Regions from separate parts of the Mus musculus genome. Here region 2 is linked to region 1. A link is a loop called in an ENCODE intact Hi-C map of the cell type or tissue named here. Cell type or tissue: heart. All regions are shown on one strand.

Region 1 (2,500 bases):
CATGATATAGATGGTGTCCACTACAAATCCAGGGCGCCAGCCATATCCATGCCCATGCCCGACCCCACAGTGGCTTAGCAGCCCATCATCTTAGCTGTTAGCAGAGACAGCTATAGAATAAACCTGTTACTCTCTGATGTCCCTGCAAAGAGAATGTCTTGGCGCCCTGTTGACTCTGCCCTTGCCTTTGCAGAGAGGGCAGGGTGCCCCAGCCCGGGAGCCTGTCATCAGCAGTGAAGAACACAAGCAGCTGATGCTGTTCTACCACAGAAGACAGGAGGAGCTCAAGGTAGCCATTGGGTGGCAGGGGCAGTGGAGCTGGGCACACCGTGCATCCCGTGCCTCCCCCACGGGCCGGGCCCTCTACCATCCATCCACACAGTGCTGGGGAAGGCCTTCCAGCTCTCCAAGGCTGTCTCCAGTGTTAGACCGTGGGGGTCCCACTACTGGCAGGGGCGTGCTGGGGTGGCAGGAAGTGACCCGGGTCCTTCCCTCAGTCTATATGAACTACCTCTGAAGTGTTGTCCTGAGTAAGGCGCGTTTATTTCCAGAAACTGGAAGAGAATGACGATGACTCCTGTCTGAACTCCCCGTGGGCTGACAACACGGCTTTGAAAAGACATTTTCATGGCGTAAAAGACATAAAGTGGCGGCCCAGGTGAAGCCAACACTTGACTGTCAGAACCTCAACCCACCAAATTCCTACCTTCCTGGTTTTCCTTTAGTTTGAATTTTTGAAATAAGTCATTCACAGTTTTAGAACTTAATAAATACACATTCAAAAGAGAATGTTTTAGGACAGCTGTGTCACATCTAAGGACTTAACTTGTTGGTGTCATGAGAGCCATGTCTTTCCTGTCCCTTACCTTGTGTGTGCCTGTGTTGGAGTGGATCTGAGTTTCCTCTGTAGCAAGATAGCCAGCTGGTCCGTAGCTGATGTGGAACTCAGCCGTCATGGCCACTAGAGGCCGCTGGCTGCAGTCTTGTCATTCTCCATGTGGATGGGTTGAATTCTGAGTTGGCTTTAGGTTAAGACACTAGGGCAATGGTTCTCAGCCCAGGGTTGACCCACCCTTTCACGGGTGTTGCATACCAAATGTCCTGCATGTCAGACATTTACATTACGATTCATGACAGAAAAATGACAGTTATGAGGTAGCAATGAAATAATGTTATGGTTGGGGTCACCAGAACATGAGGAGCTGTGTTAAAGGGTCACAGCATCAGGAAGGGTGGGAACCCTGCACTCGGTGGACCCACTGTCATATCTGACTGTGCTAGCCCTCAAGGGTAAGCTTGGCTCCGGGCTACCCCCTGGCCTTATCTGCCAGGAGAAGCCACCCGTGGTTCAGGTTGGTAGCCAACTAGGCTAACCTGGCACCTTGACCCTTCTTCAGTTAACCATTCAAGTCTCCTTCACTAAACAGGCTGGGAAAAGGCGTTGTGACGCTGGCACAGAGTGGCTGTGCTTGGGGATGGCCACACCAACTGCAGGCTCAGCTGCCTGCTGTCCCTGGGTTGTGCTGTACACCATCAGGCTAATGACAACAGGTTTGTGCGCCTGTGACCACCTGCAGGACATACTGGGGCACTGGGCCTTTTTAAAGTCACTATTCCCCCTAAGCCACTGTAACCCCCAACACCTAGCGCTGCCATCAAATGAGGCACACCCAGGCTGCTCCCTGCAGCTACAAGTGTCCTAGAGACACACTTACCCTTGACCTTGGCCTCCAGGATGCTGGCTCAGTTAAGAGGAAATTCTTCTTGCGCCCTGTAAGGGAACGGAAGCATAGTACTGTTCCCTGCGCTGGACTTCCTGTCCCACGCTCCTCCCACTCACTGCCCCTCCCACCTACGCACCCCAGGCCAGCCACCACAGCCTTGAAAGGAGCAGTAGGAGCGAGGGGAGCTGGCCCTGGACAGGTCCTGCCTGATGCAAGGCAGCCTTTCCCCGAGCCAGCACCCCACATCTGGGATGAGAGCAAGCCACTTGTTCTGCCTGGCTTCATCCTCAGAAGTAAAGCTAGCTAGATGTCCCTGTTTCCACTTGGAGGAAGACTTGGGCATCCAGGAAAAGCTGTGAGGCTGAGCCCCGCACCTTGAGATTCTCCCAGAAACTTTGGCCTCCCAAGCTACTTCACCAGAGGGGGCCCCAAAAGGCCACTTCTCAAAGCCAGATGTAGCTAGCCACTTTGTGGTCCTGCTATTTCAATTGATCAAATTTTGTAAAATCCAGATTTGCATCTATTCCCCCTTCCTTTGATTATAATTTTTAAGTTTTTCCTTGGATTGTTTTGGCCTTGAATGACGTTTGTTCTTAAAGCCTCGAGTTGTATCTGGGGAACCTGCCTCTGCCCATTTGTGTGTAGACGATTCATGCTCAGAACTACACGGGAGAGTGAGTCAAGGCATGTGATCTCAGCAGAACTTTTAGAAACTATGTTGATTAGAAACTGGCATCGATGCTACCAGACATGGGTGCTGCCCGTGGCCTCACAGT
Region 2 (2,500 bases), 610 kb after region 1:
AGTTCTTCAGAGCTGATAAGTACTTTGATTTCATAATGGCCAATGCTGTGAATGCTACTTTGCATAAGTACACAATACAAACAAATGAATAAACAAACAAACAAAAAACAGCAGAAGTGTGTTTAGGGACATTTCAGAAATTGCTGAAAATACTATCCTAATTCTAAGCCAAAATTCATTTAACAATTTTTAGATTGTGTTGTTTTTTAAAATTACATACAAATTGGAAAGTGGTTGTGCACATGAGTTCAGGTACCCACAGAGGCCAGGGGCATCAGATTCCTTGACGCAGTTGCAAACTGGGAACAAAGCTGTAGTCCTCTGCAAGAATAGGGAGCGCTTTATATGCTAAGCCATCCCCCTGGCCCCTCATTTAGCAACTTTTATTAAGCCCAAGTCAGAAACTCAAACAGCAATCTTTAAAACCAAATACTCTAACACAAAACTGTCCAAAAATACAATCATTTGATACTTACAATGCTGAAGAATTATAGTAGGCAAATACAGAGAATCCTCGTTTTCTATAACTAACGCATTGATTTTTCTATAAGAATACAAAGCATGGGGCTGGAGAGATGGCTCAGTAGTTAAGAGCATGGACTGCTCTTCCGAAGGTCCGGAGTTCAAATCCCAGCAACCACATGGTAGCTCACAACCACCTGTAATGGGATCTGGTGCCCTCTTCTGGTGCATCTGAAGAAGAGACGGACAGTGTAGTCACATACATAAAATAAATAAATATAAAATAATAATAATAAACTTTTAAGGAACAGTAGAATCACTGAAGTCTGTAATATTAATACAGTCGTCTTGAATCCAAACTGAAGTGCTTCAGACAGGGTTCATGGACAAACAGTTCAAAGCATGAATGTAAGTCATTCACTGCCGGGGCTGCCGTGAAGTTAGTCACATGATGCAGTAGAAGCAGGCACCACCAGAAACACCTCGGATTCACCGTGTGTTTAATTTTGAATTAATTGCCAGACTTTTTATGACCTTCACACTGAGTTACCTGGTCCCATACGGCTTCCTGTGGGTATGACCCACTGTGTAGGAAGTGGGGCTTTAAACACAAAGAGGGATGAGTGACCGAGCTCTCGGAACTGTAATTGCACGCATTAAGTGCATCCCTGCCAAGGCTCAAGCATGACAGTGTGGAGTCTGCACGCCCACTCAGCTGCTCTTCAAAATCAGGCAGCGTTCTGTATTGTGTACATAAGTGCCCTCTACTGTTCAGAGTGGATGTGTCCACTAACGTGGACTCTTTTTTTTTTTTTTTTTTTTTAAAGATTTATTTATTTATTATAGTTAAGTACACTGTAGCTGTCCTCAGACACTCCAGAAGAGGGAGTCAGATTTCATTACGGATGGTTGTGAGCCACCATGTGGTTGCTGGGATTTGAACTCCTGACCTTCAGAAGAGCAGTCGGGTGCTCTTACCCACTGAGCCATCTCACCAGCCCTAACGTGGACTCTTGAGTTGAACAGTAAGAATTACTATATCAGAGGCATCTTAAACGTTTGTGAATGATGTTCTTGTAGGAGGGGGTGAGAGAACAGGCCACATGTTGAATAATTTTTAAAGCAATGTTATTGGCCATAATTGATAATATCACCATAGCAAAAAAAAATCCTCTATTTTTCTTTCTTCCTTTTTTTTTTCTTTAAGATTTATTTATTTATTATATGTAAGCATGTTGTAGCTGTCTTCAGATGCCCCAGAAGAGGGCATCAGATCTCATTATATATGGTTGTGAGCCACCATGTGGTTGCTCTGTACCGCTGAGCCATCTCGCCAGACCACCACCCCCCCTTTTTTTTTGACACTCAACTTTATTGATGAAATGGGCTCCTCTTCAGCACGCTCCCAGGTGCAAGCTGCTTAAAGTTGGTTTTCTGTGGGACAAGACAAGGGGATAGAAAACTGTTGCTAAAAAACAAAGTAATCTTTCAATATTCACAACCTTAAAATTATATCCAAGAAGACAGAGAATAAACAATTTTTAATAAAAATAATTACTTCTCACCGGGCGGTGGTGGTGCACACCTTTAATCCCTGCACTTGGGAGGCAGAGGCAGGGGGATTTCTGAGTTTGAGGCCAGCCTGGTCTACAAAGTGAGTTCCAGGACAGCCAGGGCTATACAGAGAAACCCTGTCTTGAAAAACAAAACAAAACAAAATAATAATAATAATTACTTCTCAAATAACATTTTACAGTAAACTACTCAATGTGTTGACTCTGCCTAAGCTCAACTGTGCAATCTTTCTTCTTTTTTTTTTTTTTGTTTTTTTCGAGACAGGGTTTCTCTGTGTAGCCCTGGCTGTCCTGGAACTCACTTTGTAGACCAGGCTGGCCTTGAACTCAGAAATCCTCCTGCCTCTTCCTCCCGAGTGCTGGGATTAAAGGCGTGCGCCACCACCGCCCGGCCTTCTTTTTTTTTTTTAATTATTTATTTATTTTATGTACACAAGTAAACTGTAGCTATCTTCACACACACC

What was found. Peaks named below come from ENCODE experiments on the same cell type or tissue, not always from the same donor. Only the 100,000 strongest peaks of a DNase experiment are listed, where the experiment ranks them.
Region 2: a loop joins it to region 1, with 2.8 times the contacts of the local background. A loop is called at or near these places in 8 of 42 quality-filtered maps.

The regions. Positions count from the first base shown.
Region 1 is chr16:90,924,134-90,926,633 of GRCm38, reverse strand. It overlaps Cfap298 (cilia and flagella associate protien 298), which reads left to right. Exons shown (of 7, transcript NM_026502.2): 6 at 194-289; 7 at 552-823. The coding sequence ends at 662. Among named protein-coding and RNA genes, the nearest start is that of Cfap298, 9.5 kb to the left of the region's middle. In heart, a CTCF peak has its summit at 960 (motif pointing right); DNase peaks (open chromatin) are centred at 973, 1,463 and 1,823; H3K27ac peaks cover 357 bases; H3K27me3 peaks cover 696 bases.
Region 2 is chr16:90,311,287-90,313,786 of GRCm38, reverse strand. No RefSeq gene overlaps it. Among named protein-coding and RNA genes, the nearest start is that of Scaf4, 28 kb to the right of the region's middle. In heart, a CTCF peak has its summit at 1,223 (motif pointing left); no DNase peak of the experiment used is centred here.